Linked DNA regions of Mus musculus: all the other regions are linked to region 2. A link is a loop called in an ENCODE intact Hi-C map of the cell type or tissue named here. Cell type or tissue: heart. All regions are shown on one strand.

Evidence for each region. A loop is a pair of places that touch in the nucleus more often than their neighbours do. Peaks named below come from ENCODE experiments on the same cell type or tissue, not always from the same donor. Only the 100,000 strongest peaks of a DNase experiment are listed, where the experiment ranks them.
Region 1: a loop joins it to region 2, with 7 times the contacts of the local background. A loop is called at or near these places in 6 of 42 quality-filtered maps.
Region 3: a loop joins it to region 2, with 6 times the contacts of the local background. A loop is called at or near these places in 8 of 42 quality-filtered maps.

Annotation. Positions count from the first base shown.
Region 1 is chr1:51,133,103-51,141,102 of GRCm38, forward strand. It overlaps Tmeff2 (transmembrane protein with EGF-like and two follistatin-like domains 2), which reads left to right. Exons shown (of 10, transcript NM_019790.4): 7 at 1-16. Among named protein-coding and RNA genes, the nearest start is that of Cavin2, 150 kb to the right of the region's middle. In heart, a CTCF peak has its summit at 3,881; a DNase peak (open chromatin) is centred at 3,879; H3K27ac peaks cover 309 bases.
Region 2 is chr1:50,957,951-50,965,950 of GRCm38, forward strand. All of the region lies in intron 4 of Tmeff2 (transmembrane protein with EGF-like and two follistatin-like domains 2), which reads left to right. Among named protein-coding and RNA genes, the nearest start is that of Tmeff2, 34 kb to the left of the region's middle. In heart, a CTCF peak has its summit at 4,520 (motif pointing right); no DNase peak of the experiment used is centred here; H3K27ac peaks cover 279 bases.
Region 3 is chr1:51,102,889-51,110,888 of GRCm38, forward strand. All of the region lies in intron 5 of Tmeff2 (transmembrane protein with EGF-like and two follistatin-like domains 2), which reads left to right. Among named protein-coding and RNA genes, the nearest start is that of Tmeff2, 180 kb to the left of the region's middle. In heart, no CTCF peak of the experiment used is centred here; a DNase peak (open chromatin) is centred at 3,713; H3K27ac peaks cover 726 bases.

The DNA of each region.
Region 1 (8,000 bases), 180 kb after region 2:
AGAACAGATTATGCAGGTATGTAAAATTTCCTAGGACTAGAATGAGAGCCTGTTTGTGAGAGCCTTGTCCACCACTGTTTACACCTTGAGTACCGCTGTTTATTTACTGTTTATTTACTCCTAACCTGGGCATGCACTGCTCTTTCTTCGAAGTTCAAGCTTTCAGTGGGCAAGAAGGAATTTTTTATTGAACTAAATAAGGCACACTTTTTTTTTTTTGCCATAGTTAAAGCAATTGTCAAAGATGTCAGTAAGATATAATTAACTTGTTTTGACAGTGTAAATGGTACAAATGACAAAACATTTATCAAATTAATGGGCATCAATGGAAATTAATGCAAGGTTTGGCAGTTTATTGTAATAAATGCAAATGTTCTTGTTTGAATTTTCATAAAAGTCAACAGTGGAAAGTTTGCTGATCTCTGACAAGATAGAAATAAAGAGAGTTGCAAGAGCTAACACAAGGCTACTATGAAGATACAGAGTTGAAATTCATGAATAATTTAGTTTTTAAAGAAACTAACATGTCTCATTTATTTAGATTCTAGAATGCGGCTTCTCAGACATGCAAAGTTATAATAAACTTTATGTGAAAGTATAAATCTTATTTAGCAACTATGGAACCTACTTTGAGTAATAAAAATACTACCTAATTTAACTCTTCTACAGTGAGCAATAATTGATGGAATGCAACTAGCATATTATCAGATGACTATAATTTATGAGAATTTAAGGTAAAATTATAAAAATAAAATTATTGAGTTCTATGAAAGTATCCAATGAATATTTATTTATTTATTCACATATTCATTTTTGCTGTTTTGAGACAGTTTCTCTGTGCAACACTTGCTCTTTTATATGCCACTATGTAGACCAGGCTGGCCTCAAACCTGTAGATATCCAGCTGCCTCTGCCTCGTTAGTGCTGGGATTAAAGACACCTGCCACCAAGTACAGCTTCAAGGGATTTTTAAACACAACGTTTCATTTAGCTACTGAACACTTGTAACCAATTTTACAACTAATACTCAAACCCAATCAATTGTTTCTTGTCATTCAAAATATATACTACCATTTTTTTCATCTGACTTCATTATTTTATTTTACTTAATGATAATTGTCATTATGTTTTTACTTGAACAAAGCCCTGGTAATATCTTAATTACTTGCATGTATCAGAATGTGGACATAAGAGGAATTTAACTTTTGCATATTTTGTCTTAATGTTTTCAAGCATCTAGATAAGACTGACATATTGTAAATTCCTGAAACTGCCAGTTATCCAATATATTAACTTTGGTTCTATTATATGTGTATATAACCATTCCCAAAACACCACTGAAGATATTAACAGATGCTTATTAAGAAGAACAACTAGTATTCAGGTCATTTAGGGAGTGTTACCATAAGCAATTGATCTTCTCCCCAGCTTTCTTCCCTTCTTTCCATTATACAGTCTTTACAAATATGCATGTTTTGTGTAAAATCCTCTGTCAGAGAGTGGGTTCTGGAACTGGTTCCAACTCTTTACAAACACCAAAGTCTAAGGACACTATAGTCTCTTTTAAACTGGACTTCTGTTTACATATTACCCATGTGCATCTTCTTCTATGTCTTAGATCTAGATAATTTATAATACTTAATACAATGTAAAGTCTATGAAAATATCTGTGGTATTGTATTGCTTAAGGAATGATGATTTTAAAAGCTCTGTACACATTCTGGAAGATGCAAGTGCTTCACACATATATTTTTGAATCTATGAATACAGAGCTCTTGGATATGGACAGCCATTTTATTTTACCTTTTTTAAAATTTCTAATGTGTGAAATTCACTCAAATGCATGTAGTATAATATCATGAATCCTCATGTAATTATCTTAAAGAAGAAGTTACATCAACTCATGGCTATGTCTTTTCTCCTCCTCCTCCTCTTCCTCCTCCTCCTCCTCCTCCTCCTCCTCCTTCTCCTCTCTCTCTCTCTCTCTCTGCCTCTCTCTCTCCTTCCCTCCTTCCCTCCCTCCCTCCCCCTACCTATAATAGATCCGATAAAATGTCAAAAATCACAACTAAATTTTATCATACATCTCAAAAACCTTTTTAAAATCACAGCACTATAATCATCTCTTAAATACTTCCAACCTCTTATAGTATACAATATACATCAGAATCACTTGAAGAATAGCACATTTTTGTAAAAGATTTTGCAGGACTAGTGCTCCCAAAATTGTACTCCACCAATATGTTGAGCCATAGAAAACTTATTAAAAGTAATAAAATACAATAGTGACATATAATATCTGAGGGTGATTCTTTATGCTTTAAGATTTAAATAGAACCAAATAAAAATATTACATTTTATCATAAACAACTATCTTGATGGTATTATAAGCTACTTCTATTAAATGCATTTATATTTCCTGTAAATGATGACTTTATATTTCCTGTAAAAACTAATTCATATGGAAAAATCTTTAAAACTGTTGCATCTGTGACTATCCTGGAACCATTCATGACAGGACTTATAAGAGTCAAGTCTTTCCCTGAGGATTTTTTTCCCCAACGAGGAACCCCAGAGGTTCATTGGCACCCTGTGCAATGCCTGTGTGTACACTCATCTGTACCAGGAGATTCCAATACAGGGTCTGCCACCTTCATCTCCATTCACATTGTATAGCACAGTTCACCTTCAAAGAAAACAGTGGGTTGCATTTCTACTCCGAATATATTCAGGTTTGATTGCAGGCAGTGAACCTCTGATGCTGATTACCACTCTTTTTAGTTCACTTTGTTTTTTATTTTTTATTTTAAAATATTTTTCTCCATTCTTTTCTTTGAAAAGTTCATGCATTTAAACACTACATTTTGAACATATCAACCACCATTACTTCCCTCCAGCTCTCCCAGTAACCTCTGCCTTGTCATCCTCCCAGCCTCACATCCATCCATCGTTTGTTCTTGTTATTATGACCCCGTGAGTCCAGCTGTTGACAGTTGCTGAGGAAGGGAGGGTAGCTCTGCCTGCTGGATGTGGGCTGGTTTTCCCATGCCCCCACTGATGGCCCCACACCTAAGCACATAGGAGCTGCACAGATTGTTTTCCGTCCTAATTGTATCTGCTTGGTGCACATAGAAAAGAACATTTCCCAGTGAACATAATCAGGTCACTCAGCATCCTAGAGATTTCTCTAGTTTGACAACAGAAAGTCTTGTAAGATGAAAAATTGTCATGATTAAGGGGCAACAGGCAGACTGATCAGGAAAAAGCACTTGCTGCTAACTCTAATGATCAGTGTTTGGTCCCCAGAACCCATCAGATGGCAGAACAACCAGCTCCTGCATGTCTCCTGCCACTTCCATCTCCACACTGCTACTGGGCGTGCACAAGCACACACCGAGACACTAAGTGCACACAAAGTAAAGAAACAAATGCGACAATTTCTAAAGTTATGTTTAAGCTTGCATGCTTGCTAGATTCCAAATAAAATAGAGAAGCAAAAAAGTTCATTGAAACTTGCAACTCATAGTTAAACATGGACTGAATACATGAAGTCCTCCCTGACGTTACTTCAGCTTCACATGATTTTTATACATGGTTTTATTGAAACATATAATATTAGAAAACATTGAAATAATTGTGTTTCTCAACATTTCCTAGTACCCAGCAGGATTTTCATTTTCCCAAGTTTGGGACATAGACATGAAGATCTAAAAGAATCAAATGAAAAATCAATATGTTATTGTCTGGATAATTTATATTTCACATGTTATAAACTCTCCAAGGAGGGTAAACAGGAACTCTATGACTCACATCCCTAGAAATCTGCTCTGTGCTCACAATTAATTTGATGTCACAGCAACTTCCCTTGTTAAACAAATGTCCACGGACGCTCCCACTGGAAGGAAATAGCAGTTGTAACTCACACTTTTCCAGATGTGGCATGAGTACTGTAAACTTAGGAACTTTTACCATGCCCTCCCCTTTCATTTTTGAGCCTACTTTAAAAGCTGGCAACACTTGCTTCTAACTAAATAGTGGCTATCTTCTTTAAAGAAAGTCTGAATATTAAAATAAATTTATTGAACCTCCTTTGTAATAACATCTAAAGGAAAGGCTTCAGCCAGGACCAACAGAGACTGGATTACAACTTTAATTTAAATAGATTTTATTTATTAAATAAATAAATAAATAAAAGAATACTATGTGAAACAAAAGTAACATATGCAGGAAGCTAGAACGTGTCTACCTTGTACAGAGACAGGAATCTATGTTCCTCATAGGCATAAAAGTGTAGTCCACACCAGAAAACTGAAAGAAAAATTTCCATCATATTTCAAGCAGAATTACTATCTGTTTGGGCTGTCTGGAATCACCTTCCTGTCCTCTCTCTTTTAATGAGACCCGAGGCATTTTCTGACTCTTGATTCAAAGGCTTTGCCTCTCTGTTTGCCAGGCCCAGTGATAAGTTCCTGCCATAGAAACAGAACAGACCCTCTGATACCAGTCCACAAGCTTAGACTTAGGTCTCTTTTTTTTCACTACAGAAAGAGCCCTAACCCACGGGTTTTCTAAATCACAAAGGTAGGACTTCCTGGCTTTAGCATATGATAATATGATAATAATAATCTTCCCTTGTGGACACGTAGATAAGATGGCACACTGTGTGTGTGTGTGTGTGTGTGTGTGTATGTGTGTGTGTGTGTGTGTGTGTGTGTGTGTGTACCCTCACCAAGTCTTGCACTAAAAGGAAAGTGAATTTTAAAACTGTGCTTCTCTATGTCCAATGTGTATCTATATATGTGTCTCCTGATGGGTTCCTGTCTGGCTGAGAGGCTCATCAAGCCTTGGAAAACATAGACACATATTTTTTTTCCAGTGAAAATGTACTTAATTTTATAGCTTGTTAGATGTTCACAAAAAAACCCATAAATTTCAACTACTTTAGTTTTTATCATCTAAAAATTAAAATGTATTTTATTTTGTGGTATCCTACTTATATCAGTTTCCAAAAAGGATTTGTGGTGTTTTTATAATTAAACTACAGTCAATGAGGGTCTTTAAACAGAGATGGACAACATGGAGAGCTGAACTGTTAGGGGAAAGAAAAATACCTGAGCATGGCTATTCCGGTTAAAGCACTTAGCCCTAAGCTTCTTTGCAACCAGTATAAGAAAGAAATTATGGTTGAGTCGGTTTATTTCACAAATATCCGGAAAGTCCTGCTATGCAGCAATGCTGTCCCAGGCTCTACAGAAGGCAGCACAGAAGTCCCAGTCTCTGTGAAAGGAACCTGGGTCTTCATTGTCTGGAAAAAATGAATAAAAATAATTTCAGAGACCAAAGAGAAAGTTAACTTTGCTAAATTATATGTGAAATATTTAGCACAGATCTTTTTATGAACCATAACTGGGGAACATAAATGGATAGAAGCTTCAACCATGATATTTATAAAATATCCCAAAAAGCTTTCTGTATAGCTGAGGATTTTTGAATATTTTTTTATAAAATTCTAGAGCACAAAAAGTAAGATATGTATATCTCAATGACACAGTGTTTGAAACTGATTGAAGTAATGAGTCCATTCATGAATATTCTAAAATGGGGAGGGATTAATATCACAGGAAAGTGGTAGGAGAATCTGTAAGGAAAGCAAGTCTAGTTTATTACCCCTGAGTGAGCAGAATAAAGACCTATGACCTGTGTAACAGGACAGATAGAGCCTGGGTTGGACAGACAGTGCTCAGTGACAGTGTGTATGTGGCTGGAGAAAGTCCCCTGGTGTTCATGTTGGTCAATGAGAAAGGAAAGTCCCAGGCTCTCTGTGCCTTCAGAAGAGCCAGGGCCTTTCTCCTCTGGGTCTAGTACCAAACAGAGTCTACCTATCTCCCAGAGCATTGCTTTGTGGTAATTCACCGTCTCTTGTCACTTCAGGAAGTCTTAAGTTTTAGGAAACATTTCTTTTAGAGATGTGCTTCCCTTTAAACAATAATTGAGATATTATGCACAAGTCTGAAATGTGGAAGAAAAAAATCCAGACTTACAAACCAAATCCTCTCTATCCTATTAGTATCCCGTCAACCCATTTTCCCCACAAAGAAGAAACTGACAACCTAAAAGGGTATCAACGTAGTCTAAGTGAATTGCCAAATAACTTGTTCTTTGTGGAAGCCATCGCAATTTACAAAGCCTTTCCGCACATGTTGTCCCCTTCAGTCTTCACAACAGAAATGTGAAGAGGCATTAGAAGCATCTGACAGGTGAGAAATGGAAGTTCAAAGAGATTAAGTGAAAGAGATTGCATGGCAGAGCTGAGGTTCGAGACAGCACTGCTAATTGCAGAAGCCAGCAAGTGTGAGCAGCAAGGGACCCCAGAAAAGTTTAACTGCCTAAAACTCAGGAGCTGGGGAGCGAACACTACACCCTGAACTTAACCCTTTGAGAGCTTCAAATTCAAGAATGTTCTGCTGTGCTGTTGAGGCTGCTGTGAAATCATCTGAAGTACTTGATAATCTCTCCATACACCCTCACGGTCCCTAAGTGCTATTTCGATTGAATTTAAAATCTCTGCCCCCTCCCCCCAGGCTGGGACGAAGACTCGGTCAGTAAAGTGTTCACGTTGCAAATTTGAGGACCTGTGGTTGATCCTCAGAAACTGTATAGACAAGAGTAGACGTACAGTAGTAATCTCAGCTCTGGAGAAGCACAGATGGAAGGATGCCTAAGGCTCGCGGACCAAGCAACCAGCCTAGCCTACTTGCTGAGCCCAGAAAGAGACCCTGTCTCTAGAGGACAAGGTTGCCAGCAGCTGAGGAACCACAGAAGGGGTTGTCCTTCGACCTCCACATGCCTGCACACACTAATATGTATGCACACATAAATATTCATACATAGGCACAAACGGATATGCACATGTGCATAAACACACACACACATACACACACACACACACACACACACACACACAGCCACATACACATTCAACTCTTCTATTGTTTCCTGTTTCTCTGCACAGCAGAGAATCCTGAGTAGTGCTACAGTAAATCTCCCATTAATTAAAAAAAAAAAAAAAAAAAAGATTCCCAGCTTCTCTGCAATAATTTGGAGTTTACAAAGATTCATTCACATTACCCCATTTGTTTTAATGTCAGCCCATAAAACAAGGTTACACATGCTAGAAGTAATACCTAGGAGGCTCAAAAAGCTATAAATGGCTGGCCTGGAACTGGCCACAGTGCTTTAATTTTGTCCACCTGCCTGTGCAAATGGGGCAGTTACTTGATTTGTTAAATATTTGCCTTCATGGCTTCTCTACTCCAGGTATTCAGTCAGGAATATCAAGTGGTTTCGTATCGTATTTGTAACATGAATTAATTCAGTCATGTGACAAAAATCTACATTTAAAATGGAAGCTTTTTTCCATTTGTTCATGAACACAAGAGGCACTTCGCTGGAAAACATGTTATATCTGGGCCAATAATCTGATCTGTAGGAAATAAATAGCAGAAAATGCAGGCAGCAGCTTGTAGCACAAATATTGGTATCAGCACCAAAACAAATAAAAACGTTTGCCCAGGTTAATACAGTGCCACTAGACTATCCTGGAATATTTAAGCTCGAGAAATGAAATTAGATGTCAGGATTTCTGAGGGGGAAAAGAGTGTCTCAATTCAAGTATGTTCCCCTCTAGGAGTTAGAGTAGGACTGCTGCAAGTCTCTAAAAGCCTGTGGACTCTAACTCACAATTTTCCTGCTTCCTTGAGCTCTATGCTTTCGTTATTTCCTCCTGAAAATCATGTAACCAGTCACCTGTAATCTTATGTTATGTTCATGGCTATAGATAAAGAAGCAGTATTTGCAATACAGATGAAAACTTGGGCTGAAAAGTTGCCTTGGGTCCTAAGAGACACTCTGGGAAACTGTGTTTATGCCCCAGTTCGTAAATGCATTCTGCACTATTTATGGGCACCATTTACGTGCGCTTTCCCTGTGTGCAATGCCCA
Region 2 (8,000 bases):
GTGCAGGCCCATGTGTGCTGCCGCTGTCTCTGTGAGTTCATATGTTTAAACCTGGCATGGTAGCACAGGCCTAAAGTCCCAGCATTCTGAAAGATGAGAATAAAGACGTCACATCTGAGAGCCACACAGGAGCATAGAGACATTCTATTTGAGTAAACAAAAACTGAAAGGAATCAATAATCATTGCACACTTTGGACAGCACTACTCCTGCTCCAACCATTTGTTTTCTGGCTGCTGTGTTCTAAGTAGAGTCCTCTCTGCCACAGTGGGTTCCAGAGCATGTGGAGACATGAATAGCTGGCCTGCCTACTGACAGTGCCACTTAAGCTTCAGAGAAAAGGTATTTTAAGTTAGAATTTTGAAATTTAATTCCTATACAGAAATATTCTTACAACAGAAATAATTCTCCTTTTTCTAGATATTTCACAAAAGTTTACTTGTCTTTGTGCAGATTTGTGGGGCAATTCTCCTCTGATGATATTGTAGAAATCAGGTATGAAGGAGGGTGTGAAGTGGTAATATGAGCAGGAGGCATACAAACATTTTATATTTTAGCCAAAATTCACATTCAGAGCTATTTAGTTACACGCAACATATTTGTAGTTTTTATTTTTTAACTCTTTTAGCCAGTAATCAAGAAGTCCATCTGACAAAACATGTTAGAAACACTGCCCATAGCATCAGGAAAAAGAAGCCAGTGTCTTCATTAGCAAAACAGCTGTACACAATGACACCCATGACATTCTGGATCAAGACTCTGAAGACCTGAACTTACACAAGAGGCTCTGTTATTCTACACAGTGTTCCAAATATATTTGTTTATTCCAAAATTTGCTTTTATTTACTTATGTATCTGTCTTGGTAAGGGGAGAGAGCTCCTGCTCCACTTCCCCTCTCAACCCTGGGACCCTGTCTAGTTGAAACCTATGTATATCCACACTTGCTGCCATAGTCTCTGAGTAGCACATAGATGTGTGCTTGTATATGTTTTACTTTGAGGTCAACAATGTCAGGCATCTTCAGTTGCTCCCCACTTCAGTTTTTCAGTCTCTTAGTGAACCTGGAGTTTGCCAATTCAGTTAGAGTGACCTGTGGGCAAAGGCCCAGGAATCTCCCTCCATCTGCCTCTTTCGATCTAGTCTTTTGGAATGAGATCAGGGACACATCCCTTAACAAACTTAGCCATATCTCCAGCTCCAAGGCTTTTCCTCCAAATGTAGATATATCTTCCTGTTATTTTCTGAATAGTGTTTATCACTAAATATCTCAAAATTAAAAGTAGTATTCCTAACATTCTTAGTATACAGAATTTATAGTTAATGAAAATGAAATGACTTTTGAAAAACCTTCTAATTTTTGTGTCTCTAGTATAATACCATGTGGAAGAAAAATACAATGGTTATTTAATACTTCTTGAAGTTATTGGGATGGCAAAAGTGTAAATAAAAAAGTGCTCCAAATGTTGCAGCCGCCAGCAGCTCGCAACATGAACGGTTCGACTGAGAAGGCTACTCGAGCTGTAAGAGAGGAATCTAGACGGGGCGAAAGAAGAAACGGAGCCAAGACAAATTCATTCTGATCAAAGCTCAAATTTTATTCTTGGGACACTAGTTATAAAGGAAGGGAGAGGGGACCTGATTCCCGCCGAATAATCTCGGGTCCAGTAGAAAGGTGCACGTGTGTGGCTCCTCAGGTTCCAGCAGTGGGCGTGGCAGAACGAATGAGCAGGAAGCTCCACCCCGAGCAAGCAGGTTTCAGGCTGGGGGAGGGGAGACTACATCCAAATAGTATGTTAATATTAAGCATGATACCATACCTTCAGATTGGGCAAGTAAAAACACATGGGTGCATATTATGGTCTGATTATTTATAGTCGTGTATTAAGTAATTGGCATGATTCTTCAGGGAACATAGATCATCTCTATTTTCGATGGTTAAAAGAAGAGGCACAACAGTATTTGTTAAACATTTTCATATGTTGTGAGGAACAAAGCTAGCTTCCTTGGGCTCTGAAATTTCTTTTTACTTCATTGTTTCATGTGTAGGTTGTTGCCATAAGTTGGGAAATTAAAATAGAATGTTGCAATATTTCATATTAAGCATTATTAATGTGATTGGGAGTAGTTATTACTATTAAATAGATTTTCATAAATCAGCAAATTTGTGTGATGTGACTTGGACATAAGAATGCATGGAAGGACACACATACACACACAATCTGGTAGTATTATTGATTATATAATATGCATTCTATTTTTCTTTGTACTTTCTTCGTATTGGTGACATTGGCTATGCCATACTTTGTGCCAACCAAGTTTAAGAGACAAGAAAAAACTCTGAGTAAGAATACTTCAGAGAGTAACAACTAGTTTACAGAAAATAAAACAGGTGCTATAAGACAAAGTATCTCTCTTGGGAGAAAAAATTCAATTTTATTATGAGAAAGAGAAATAGCAGGTAAAGGTACAGAAGCAGGATGCTCCCGACAAATGCCAAGTCCCTACGTGTAGTCACCTGTATTCCATGCCCTGTAGTCTTGGGCATTTGGATACTTAGTTCCTAATTGGTGCATCCTTGGGCTAAGTCCTAGTTGTGGTGTGTCCTAGGTCCTAAGAGGTGTGTCCTTGTTGGAAGAGGTATGTCACCAGAAAGAGAGTTCAGACCTATGCCCACTCAGGTATGCTCTCTCTGCTTCCTGCTTTCTCTGCCTCCTGCATCTGTGCTGCACTCCTCTCATGGATTCTTCTCCTTCTGGAATTGTATTTCTCAGTAAAGTCCCTTCTGTACGTTGCCTTGGTCACAGTGTCTTATCATGGTCATAGAGAAGTAACTAATACACTCTGCGAGCTCCTTGGGAAATACAGGGCAGAGGGAGTTCAGCACCACAGCACTTGACCAGAAAACCCTCAGCTGAGTCGTAAAAAAAATTTGTATTTTCACCAGGGTCATTAAAATGTTTTAAGGGCAATCTTTTTTTTTTAATATGTTTAAAATACTGTTCAGGCCTCCAGGTGGAGAATAAATTGTATGTGAAGCAAAATTGAAGCAAGATACTAACACAAAGATTGCCACAGTGGAACAAGGCAGAGTGAGTCCACACAACCTGAGTGTTGGTCAAAGGGCCAGTGAGGTGGTAACAAATACTTTCTGTCCATTTAGATGCTAGTATGGGTGTGAACAAGTGTTACTTGCCAAAGTAAGGAAGAACATGGATAGTCAGGAGGTAGATACATGAGGATCAAGTTCACATCACTATCCAAGTCTGTGCAATGAGTCTTTGCCTGACTCAGAACAAAAGAAAAGTATGTGGAAAGGGTAGGAAGGATGTCAATAGCGTCTTTATCTCATCCATGTTCGTCACAAATCAACATTACTGGTTTAATTTTAAAACACAAATATACTTCATAAAGAGCACCATTTTAAGAACCAAAGCCCTCGTGCTGAGCCCAATATACTCATCGAAGGCAATTTTCTCAGACTTTGAGATGCAAACACACTGACGTGCTTAGGAGTTTTCAGTTGGTTGCTTTTCAATAAAGCCTGTGTAGTCTGACGTTTTTGTTTTTCATTTACTCCTTGAAATTTATCATCAACAGTTTCAGCATCATCCCCGGTATGGCAGTAAAAGGTAAAATACAATAACAGGGAACTCAGTAATTTGGCTTTTAAATGGCTTTATGCATTTATGTGCTATGTAGGCTATGTAGCAGATTGTGATAACAGAATCAGTTATAATCAAAGTGCAGCCGTACAAATATAGCAGACACCTTGGAACAGCTCCCTTTGTTGATCGAGACAGAGCAGGAGTGCCATCTTACACTATATTTTCTCTATAACAGCATAGCAGCCTCAACACCTTTGTTGCGTTTCCGTTGTGCTGCTATTGCGAATGTCCCCACAGTAGCACTTTACCTGTATTTATCATTGATTCTTGCACATTGAATTTTCTGCTCTGCGGACAACTAATTTGAGTGGCTTGAAGTATAAAACTTACAGCTTTCCCCTTCATTGTCCCAGTTCACATAACAATATAGAAGTCATTTCCCAGTGCAGAAAACCCCAAGGCCCTCAGACTTTGTTCAGCCTCCGTGGTGCTACATAATTTATTTTATTTCTCTGAAGCCTGCAGCGTTTCTTATGTGCTGTTAAGGGAGGGGATCCATTGTCAGTGTGTAAGCATCACTTCAATTAAGCTCTGCTGGCTTCTCTGTCTGCATGCGAATGTGAACTTGGTTGTCTTGAGAATGACAGTTGTTTATTTTACTCATGGGTGTCTGATGCTGGGTGGGGACTTACAGGTTGACTCAAATATTTATAAACATGTCTTTTGCTGTCTTTCGTGGAGACTATTCTAAAGTTAGGGGAGGTGCTTTTTATATTTTGTTGATTGTTTTTGGTTCTCACAAACTCCTTTAGCTTTCTCTTCTCTTGAATTCTAAATTGCAATTCTTGTTTTATCCAGCTAGTCCCAGAAACTATAACCTGGTTTGATTCCTGAAGTGGGAATAATGTTGTACCAGTAGGGGGAGCTCACACCATGCCTATTTTATGGGTTGGTTTGAAGTTAATTTTGTGGCTTTGTATCCTTAAGGGTGGAGCCGGTTTCACTTTAAAGCCAACAGTTTCTGGGGTTTGGAATATAAGTTATTTCTTCCAGTTGAAAAGTTAAAATAATCTGAAGTTGTAAATCTTAAGTGCGTTAACAGTTTAAGTCTTTAGCTAACGAATCGTCATACTGTGGTTGAAGTTTTCAGATTGCTGAAATGTAGAAGCTTTAAAATATACTAAAAGTTCTCTTTCTTTGTGTACATCCTCAAATCACTTCCTTCCAGGAACAGTGACCACAGGACTCGGGCTGAACACTTTTTGTGCTGATGACTGTAAGTCAGCATAAACAAGGCAGTTGCTAACCATGGTTGTGGATGTAAATGTGAGCTTAGTTTTTTCATAGATATCCCTGGAGGGATAGATACTTGGGGCTATCCATATTTCTCACTAAATTTGCATAGAATGGAGTTGGAAAGGCATACAGATCTCAACTAGCTCTGTGCTACTCAAGTCAGCAAAGGACTCAGAGCCAGTATCATTCCAATACCTTTTCTTTCCCAAGTTTGTTATTTTTGACTCTCCTTTGAGATGTTAGCAATTTTCCAAATTCTGCCTGAAATTTCAGTCTCTAAGATGGTGAACACCAAACACCTCTTCATATAATACGTTTCTGCAGGCATCTAATGTGACCTCAGAAAATGGAAAAGGGAGTAGCATCTTCTCTTTGTTCCTTTTCTCCACTCTTGAACATCTGTCTAATGTCATGCATAAGGATGCCCAAGACTCTGCTCTGCCCACAGCAAACTCATGATTCAGAGACTGTACCATTCAGTGAATTGGGAGAAGGAAGGTTCCAGCGTGTGTTTTCTTCATCAGAATAAGAGATCACAGTTGTCTCCAGACTAGCCCATGAATTTGACTTTCAAAGCATCCCTGAGTCAAGACAGCTGACTAATTGCTAACATTATGCCTCATAAATCTGAAAGTCTGGACTAGAAAGTGTGCGATGCCTGCCTCTTGATGGACATTAGTTATGAAATCACCTCTGTCATAGAATTTTCATCTAAATCACTGTGCTGTTTCATAGGTTACATGTGGTTGGAACCCTGGTGTAGAAGAGGGAGAGATAATGGAGAGAAGAAGATGAGGTGAGGTAGAAGAGGCTATTGAAAGTCGGAGAAAGGTTCTCAGGCATTTGCGCGTTTCCTCCGGGTGAACGCCACAATTGTCTAGCAATTTCCTAGCAATAAAATAGCTGTCCTGTGGTTGATGAGCCTTTAGCATGACAGCGTGATGACCTTAGCCTGGATTCTCGGATTTTAATAGCTCTGTGGTTCCCATAGGGTGAAGCTCTTTGCTCATTGCTTTCTTTGGCTTAGACTTTCTTCTCTGTCAGTGATCCTCCTGTGTACTGTTACCTCATTAGTGCTTGATTCCTAGAGCATCATCACTGCTACAATGTCTCTTTCTGTATCACACATTTATTTTAGATGGCATAAATTTAACAAAACAAGTTGTTCTGTGGACCCTGTAATCTTACAGGAGCATATCTATCACAGCAATGCACAGAGTCTAGGAAATCACAGATCATACCTGGCTTCAACTCCAGAACCCCTGGCCTTGTAGAACAACCACATTTAGGGTCCTACACATGATTTGGCATTTGTAATAAAATACATTTCTTTTCTAACGAAGTCTCATTCATTCTACATGTTTGAGTTCCACAAAAATTTAGATCTATTATTAAGTTTGGTGTCTGAATATTTTCCTCCCTCCACTGCCCTGCTGCTGTTCTAGTGGCTGTGGTTATGTGGTTCTGTGGGGAATCTACTAATGATCCTTCGGTTAAATATATTTTAGTTTCCCAGGCAGTTCCTTAGTTCAGCATTGTACCAGAGGTCAAGCTGAGTGGCTTTAATAGCTTTGTCAATAAATCTTACAAAATGTAGTATCTTAAACCTATATCACTTATATAGAAATTATAATATAGATATTACAGCAAAATACTCAAAACATGAGCAGTATTTGCACCAAACAAAATGGTATTACAAACCATTAATAATACTTATCAGGTAACTCATATCTTAGCCTTAGCTGTTGGGTTGATGTTAAGCTCTTGTGAAGTCACTCAGTGCTTTGTGAAACCTTCAGTTCCCAGATTCATTAGATTGCTTGGCTTCAGGAATGTAAGGCTCTTAGTGTTTTAGAGAGCAGTTCAAACACAGCATCTTGACGTGATCTTGGGAGACTGTGGCAAGAAGATGGCAAGTTTAAGGCCAAACTGAACTGGATAACAAAACCCTACCTCAAAATAAATCAAAACAGAGAAGAAGCAAGCCAAAAAAAAAAAAAAATTCCTTTCCCAAGGCAGTGGCATTATATAAAGACTCTGCCTGCTGATCTCTTGCCAGCCATGGAGCCTGTGCACTACTGCAGAGGCAATGCAGATACAGTGACTTCATTTGGGTTTATTGCATACCATTAAGTATCCTTTCAGAATGCAAAAATTTAAGTTCTTAGTTCAGACTTATATGTCTCCAAAAAAACCAATTTAGCTAGTGACTGTCATTCATGAATTGTACAGTTGGTAGACTAGGCCTTTGTTCAAGTTCTGGGAATAGAGAAGTGAAAAAGCTAACAATTATGATAGTGTGTTGGAATCTGGTGAAGTAGGGCAATGAGGTCAAAGACACTGGAAGAGGAACAAAGACCATCAAATTATTTACTTTATTTTATTGAAACAGATATACAAAGTTTTAGTACAAAGCAGCAGGGATAGGCAGTTGCTCAAAGGGATTCCTATAACAGCACTTTGAATTATCATATTTTATTAAATGGGAGGGCCAGGTCAGCTATGCAATTGCATAAACTGAACATGAAATCATTAAAGATTAAGTCTTCTGTTATTCATATGGGTGTCACACGCATAGCAAAAGTAGCACATTTAATTCCCAGAATCACTGGTTCATCGTAAAGATGAGTCATGTTGAACTAAAGGGACCATATTTTAATGAACCAGTCTGGATACTGAAGCTCAACTCTGCTTAGCAGCAGACAGCCTGGGGAACAGGAGACAATCTATTTTTCAAATGAAAAATTAGTCCCCAATGCTGTCCTTCTGTCTTAATTTCCTTCTTAGCACTCTGTGCATTCTTCCTTCTTATACTCCCTCTTGCCTTGGGGTTTCCTTAAAAACAAACCATAGACACAGAACATTTTCCATTCTTCTGGGTGGGATTCCCCGTGTGGCATTTGTTAACCAATGAGCACCAGCAAATATTTGTCCGTATACCTACAGTTTACCCAGAAGCTAATATGGAAAATGATTGCTTGTTCTTGGGGGATGCTTTTATACTCTTTGGAGAAGATGAAAACATGCAGGAGTGGACTTTTCATTTCCTAAGCATGGCATGCCCTACAGGAAAGAATAGTCCATACAGGGCTGTAGCCA
Region 3 (8,000 bases), 140 kb after region 2:
GGATCTTTACCTATCCTAAATCAGATAGGGGACTAATATCCAACATATATAAAGAACTCAAGAAGGTGGACTTCAGAAAATCAAATAACCCCATTAAAAAATGGGGCTCAGAACTGAACAAAGAATTCTCACCTGAGGAATACCGAATGGCAGAGAAGCACTTGAAAAAATGTTCAACATCCTTAATCATCAGGGAAATGCAAATCAAAACAACCCTGAGATTCCACCTCACACCAGTCAGAATGGCTAAGATCAAAAATTCAGGTGACAGCAGATGCTGGCGAGGATGTGGAGAAAGAGGAACACTCCCCCATTGTTGGTGGGAGTGCAGGCTTGTACAACCACTCTGGAAATCAGTCTGGCGGTTCCTCAGAAAACTGGACATAGTACTACCGGAGGATCCAGCAATACCTCTCCTGGGCATATATCCAGAAGATGCCCCAACAGGTAAGAAGGACACATGCTCCACTATGTTCATAGCAGCCTTATTTATAATAGCCAGAAGCTGGAAAGAACCTAGATGCCCCTCAACAGAGGAATGGATACAGAAAATGTGGTACATCTACACAATGGAGTACTACTCAGCTATTAAAAAGAATGAATTTATGAAATTCCTAGCCAAATGGATGGACCTGGAGGGCATCATCCTGAGTGAGGTAACACATTCACAAAGAAACTCACACAATATGTATTCACTGATAAGTGGATATTAGCCCCAAACCTAGGATACCCAAGATATAAGATATAATTTGCTAAACACATGAAACTCAAGGAGAATGAAGACTGAAGTGTGGACACTATGCCCCTCCTTAGATTTGGGAACAAAACACCCATGGAAGGAGTTACAGAGACGGAGTTTGGAGCTGAGATGAAAGGATGGACCATGTAGAGACTGCCATAGCCAGGGATCCACCCCATAATCAGCATCCAAACGCTGACACCATTGCATACACTAGCAAGATTTTATTGAAAGGACGCAGATGTAGCTGTCTCTTGTGAGACTATGCCGGGGCCCAGCAAACACAGAAGTGGATGCTCACAGTCAGCTAATGGATGGATCATAGGGCTCCCAATGGAGGAGCTAGAGAAAGTAGCCAAGGAGCTAAAGGGATCTGCAACCCTATAGGTGGAACAACATTATGAGCTAACCAGTACCCCGGAGCTCTTGACTCTAGCTGCATATATATCAAAAGATGGCCTAGTCGGCCATCACTGGAAAGAGAGGCCCATTGGACTTGCAAACTTTATATGCCCCAGTACAGGGGAATACCAGGGCCAAAAAGGGTGAGTGGGTGGGCAGGGGAGTGGGGGTGGGTGGATATGGGGGACTTTTGGTATAGCATTGGAAATGTAAATGAGTTAAATACCTAATAAAAAATGGAAAAAAAAAAAAAAAAGATATATCTTGTTTCTAAAATAATTAAAGAAAATGGTGTATAAATCATTTCATATGGGTACTACTTGGTTTTATTTTGTTTCTTTGTTTTGTTTTGGTTTGGTTTTTGGTTTTTGGTTTTTTGAGACAGGGTTTCTCTATATAGCTCTGGCTGTCCTGGAACTCACTTTTGTAGACCATGCTAGCCTCGAACTCAGAAATCCGCTTGCCTCTGCCTCCTGAGTGCTGGGATTAAAGGCGTGTGCCACCACACCGGCTTATATGGGTACTACTTGTACTGCAGTCACTTATTTGTGTCACCTTTCTTTTGAGTGTCGTAGGTCACTGTGTATAAGTGGTTGTCTCCAAGGTCCAGTCTGGGAAGCAAAATACAAATTCTGTATGTATTTTTTCTACATAGTAAGTTATTTTAAAAAAAAATTACCAAGACATTCATAGCCCTCCAGACAAACTGCCTCAGCTGGTCTTCCAGAAACATCACACCCCTGTGCTGCTATTTTGCAGGCATTAAGGGGCTCCAGGGGAAGAAGAAGGCCTCTTCCTCCATAAACAGCCCCTGTGGGTAAAACCTCAGACACTTTCATGTAATCCTCTGCAGCACACTGGGAAATGCAGCTGGGGAAACAGACTTACCGCTTATTGCTGATCATCTCAGGAAGCATGGGTGTGAGAGACCCTCCTAAGAGCTCTGAAATCTGTTTCAGAATGTCACGTGGTTTCCTGTTTTCACCTCTGGCTTTTCCTGGATGCTCTCATTTTTCTTAATCTTTCAAATTCTTTTGTTTCCTTTATTAATCTCTGCTCCTCTTTAAAGGAGGGCCGAGTTCTGGAAGCTTCTGTAAGTCTTGCCTTTCTTTGATACCAGGCTTCAGCCTATTTTTTTCTGTGAGCCCTGGGGTCAGGACTCCCTAGATATGGCTTGCAGACAGAGAGCAGTTGTGCCATCCCAAGAATAGCATTCCTGTGAGCACATTAAAAGCGAGAGAATGCATGGAGAGGCTGTGTCACTTGAAGATTGGGTAAAATGAATCTTCCAGCTTTTAAAAATGCCCAGTGTTTAGAAAAATTGTTTTTTACAGAAAGTGTAGTTGAGTGTTAGACATTTGAGAGGTCACTTTAAAATGGAACTAAAGTTACAAGATAAAGCAAGACATTTATTTTGCACTTTAAGCGTTGGCACACAATTTAATACGCTGTTGAGAGTACAGGGATGGTTGCAAGTCAAATGAAGGTTATATTATAATTGATACTTTGAATTGTTAAGGAGAAGCGAAGGTGAAGTGGGATGCTTTTATTATTATTTTTGTTGAAATCTTATTAAAAACTCTTAATGGAATGCAAACTAGAGGCCATCTTCAAGGTCCCCAGTTAAATTAGATATGCAGCCATTAATAGTATCACTTACTTGTTGAAAATAACTCTGCCAAGGCAGACATGGGATAATGTATTTTCTCACTTCTTTGTGTACCTTACCATATTTCTTAAACCTGGAGAATATAAGCCTGGCCGTCAGATTTTTTTTCCCAGTTTTATTTTTAAAATTCTTGCTATTTATATTCAGAAACATAAACTAGTAAGCAATAGCATTTTATTTCAATGTTTTTCAGTTGGGTTTATGTACCTACACACTTGAAAACTATAATATTATTAAAATTTTATATAAAAAATTAAATTAAAAGAATTAAGAGGAAATATGGCTGCAGAAATAGGATTGTTCACATATAGTGATGAGAGTGTGCATCTGAGAGCTGTCATGACAAGGTTTGCCTCATAGGGTGTGTCCTCTGGGCTCCTTCATTTTGTCATCCTTCCTAGTATATGTCAGTAGACAAACTGAAGAAATGACAGAAAAAGAAGCTTGAAATTCAAGGAATACTGTATTTTTCCTAACTTGTTTTTAATCAGAGTTTAGAAAAATCTGTTATTATTTTATTTTTAGCAACAGAGCATCTTGGTTGAGCTCCTGACAGAACAGTTTCCTAGAAGCAGAATGTAAAACCTACTATTTCAGTGTGCAGTTGCTCAGACACACTTCCAAAGAGAACACTCTCGGGAAGATCAAGGAAAATAGTATAATTATCACAAATCTTTTTCATAATATAGAATGCACAGGCCTTTAAAATAATTCTCATTATGCACAACCAGTTCTCCATGTGGTATTCTGATCATCTGGAGTTTGCACCATATTATATTATTTAATTAACCTATCTGTCCTGTTGAATCGCCACCCAGCAGCCCCATAGTACCTTCTTATCTCAGGGGAGAAAACCGCACACACTTTAATATAGGTGCAGCATCATGAAAAACCAGGCCAAAGCACAAGCACCCTGAGGCAGAAATGAACAAAGCCAACACTTTAAACTGTGGTGTCTGGAACCTGCTATGATCATCACTGCAGAGGAAGGAAGCAATTCGGAAAACAAATTTTCAAAGCTATTTTTATACCGACATTCATTATTTTTTCTAAATGCACACCCATTCTGGTACTGTTGGTTTTTCCTTCCTTAAGCTCAGAATTAAGTCAAAGTTAATTTCCTGCTATCCAGTATGTTTTTTGTGTTAACATAAATTGTTTAGCCAAAACCAAATGAGAATGCCTATTCATTTGTGTGTGTGAGGACACTATGGGCCAAAGGGATAAATAAATTCTGTACAGCTTATTTAAGTGGCAATGGGCCTGATAGGACTAACAGTCATTCTACTGTTAAGAGTGAACAGTTTATTAACAGCTTGCATGTTTTGCCAGTTGCAAAAGTAAACATTTTAAAAGTGACACTACATACAATTTCTCTTTCTCTAAAGCTGTCACTTTCCGTACGACAATTGATAGAATGGCAACCCTCTGAGTAATGTTTAGGGACATTATAAGTTATGGTCATCTAATGATGAGCAGAAAATATCCCGTGAATATATACATACTTTGGCTTCATTCACTTTGTTTATATTATCAATTCAAGAGATACAAAACCGTTTCAAAGAAGGTTTTGTTTTGCCTTCTAAACATAGTATGTGTTTGTAAACTGTTCTGCTGTGTAATATCATTGATAATATTGTAGTTAGGATAAGTCAATTTGATTATATAAATATAACGAAATAATTAAAAGATTTATCCTGGCTATTTCATTAAGATTATGAAACTACCTAGAGAAAATATCATGAGTGGCCACAGAGCACCATCTGTGTATAATCATGAGCAATGCACTTCTGCCAATCCATGCATGAATTTCACACCCTTCTCTTTGGGATGCTTAAATACACTTCTCTCCCTGTGAGTGTGGTGGCTCGGAGCTTTACACTTACATTATTGAGAAATTGGGGGGGACTCCACAGGAGAAGTAAAGAAAGGGAAAACCAAGTCTAGCACCATTGGTAGCTGACTTTCAGCTGCCATGACCAGCAACAGGAGGCCAGTTTACCGGGACAAAGCTAATCAAGTTCCCCTTTAAACAATAATTGAGGATGATAAAAGGAGATAGAGAAAGACAAGTACACAAGATTAAATGTTCCCAGATGACAGTGAATAAAGAAAAACATTTGCAAGGCAAGACCGAGGGGAAGAAGAGTCAGGAAAGAGTTATTTACAGCACATACAGATAAAGAGAAACAGTATAATAGGAAGGAACTAGATGCAAAGGGAAAATGTTGATCCACTTTAACTTTTTGCTGAGTAAAACTTCTGACATGGTTATGTAAAATATTCCCTACTGGCCATCTTGGATGATTTTTGCCAATTAGGAAAAAAAATGTGTTTAGTTGTCTAAGAATAAAAAATCTTAGAATCTTAGAGAAACGGAAACTAATTTACTGAGGCTTGCATTTTTACAGACTTTGATAGAACTTATCCTCACAGAATCAGAGTAAAATCCCTGCTCCCACTTGTGCCCTGCTTTGAGTAAATAAGCCAGAGGCCATCTTCATCAGAGACTCTTAGGTAGCAGAGAAGAAAGTGAGACCAGAGAGGTGAGAGGCTGTGTTAGGCTTGAGAGAAGGACCATGTTGCTTTTGAAGTTAATAGTCTCAGTCCTTTCCATCCACTCCTGACTGATGGCATTTCATAACCAGAAAGATGTCTCTGCCTGTCACTTTCTGAATCCATTCTTCAAAACCTTGTGCACCTTTAGATGATGGTCCAAAACCTGCATCCCGATCTGTCTCCACCCATTACGGCAGCCCTACTGCAGTCCTTTCCAAGAACTGCACTGAGTCACCTATAGCTCCATGGTGAAAGCTTCAGGCTTCTACTCTTGGGCACTAGCATGCTCTACTAGCTAGAAGATATGTCATCATTTTATGTTCAACTAAGACCTACTCAGGATTCAACTAAACAAAGCCTTATATTTGCCTCCAAAATACTATTTTCCCTCTCTTCCTAGCTGTACAGTAGTGTTACTCAACTTTATTTTAAAAACAGATACCATATATTAGATCTTAAGAAATGTCTGAATGAATGAAAATACAAAAATATATATCGTTGTAATTTTCATTTGTTATATGTCTACCCTGCTTCCTCATTACCTAATTAGAAAATGCAACATTTGATAAAACTTAGGAAAACCCAGTTTACCATGTTTGTCTCACTGCAGTTGAAGTGTGTGTCTTTTGGGCTTTGATTCTCATCCTCTGTCTGATACAGAGAAAGGCTGAATTTTTCCTCAGGTCTTCTAGTAAGTTGTTACTAAAAGCACGTGACTGAAGAAAGCCATGGGGGAGAGATCCTAGGTTCATTTATTTGCTCAGTGGGGAGAGGGGCTTGCTATGACCCAGAGTAAGTAATACTATTTACAGTTCAGGTTTCAGTTGGTGAAACATAGGACTAAAATGGTATTAGTCATTGGAGTGTGTTGTGCAGATGGTGAAAAGTCTGGGGCAGCCAGTGGTTGAACTGTATGATACAAAAAGATCTCAATGTAAATGACCCTCACCAATCTTACCTAATTATGAATTGTTAATGAAAAAGGGCAGACATATATTTACCAGTTAATGTGACTATTTTAGTGCAGCTTCTTATGTCCTTATATTTATTGTTTATTTCAAACAAATTTAGCAGAATTAAGCTAATCTGTAAGATTCTGTCATCTGTGATCCATGCACAAGTTCTCTATTTCACTTTTGTTATTGTTGTTGTTGTACATGTTAGTGTTGATTATATAGTATTGATTATACATGTTAGTGGGACTCAATATATTCCTCTCTCTTGATCCTTTCACACTCCTACTGACCTGATTCCTATTTCTAACTAGTCCCTTCCACTATAGATCCAATGAAATCCCCATCAAAATCCCAACACAAGTCTTCAAAGACATTGAAAGAGCAATTCTCAAATTCATCTGGAAAGGAAAAAAAAAAAAGAAACAGAAGAGCAAAAACAATTCTTAACAATAAAATAACTTCTGGGGGAATCACCATCCCTGAGTTCAAACTATACTACAGAGCAATAATGATTAAAAACTGCATGGTATTGGTACAGAGACAGACACATTGACCAATGAAAAAGAATTGAAGACCCAGAAATAAAACGACACATGTATGGTCACTTAATTTTTCACAAAGACCCCAAAAATATACAATGGGACAAAAGAAAGCATCTTCAATAAATGGTGCTGGTCTAACTGGCTGTCTGTATGTAGAATAATGAAAATAGACCCATAATTGTCACCTTGTACAAACCTCAAGTCCAAGTGGGTCAAGGACCTCAACATCAAACCAGATACACTGAATATAATAGAAGAGAACGTGGGAAAGAGCCTTGAACCCATTGGCATAGGCAGAAATTTCCTAAACAGAGTTCCAATGGCACAAGTTCTAAGATCAAGAATTGATAAGTGGTACTTCATGAAACTGGAAAGCTTCTGTAAGGCAAAGGACATAGTCAATAAGACAAATCAGTAACCTACAGATTGGGAAAAAGTCTTCACTAACCTCATATCCAATAGACGGCTAATATCCAAAATCTATAAAGAACTGCCTATGGATTCTTATAAAAGAGTAGGGCCTTATAACTCACTTCCCTCTCCAAGACTGAATGTCCATAGTCTCAATCATATTAATCACTGTATCTGTGAGTTCCTGACGGAAGTAGCCAAGTCATGACCAGAAGACAACAGTCCACCTCACCCTGCCCGTAAATCCTTTCTACCACTCTTCTACAGTGTTTCCTGAACTTCGGCTGGAATCTGATAGATGCCCCAGGTATGGTTGAACACTTAGCAGTCACTTATTCTCAGTATCTTAGCAAACCACAAGTCTCCACAATTATTGTGACCCACTGCAAAACAAAATTTCTCTGACCAAAACTTTCAGCAGTAAAAATCTATAAGGATAAACATCCTTGTTTAGATGGCAATTTTATAGGTACATCATGTTCTTTTAGAAAAACAAACAACAAACCAAAGCATCTATATTTTCATACTAGAGTCTACGACCTCCCCGGGCATGGGCTTTTGACTAGGTTTACTGTACTAGACATGAGTTCTCTCCTATCAGGTGAGCCTTAGTTCCAACCAGAAAGTGATTGGTTACTCCGATAATACTTGCTACCATTGCATTGGTGGGCATATCTTGCCTTGCCGACCAGCAATGTAACACACAGGGTTAACATTATTAA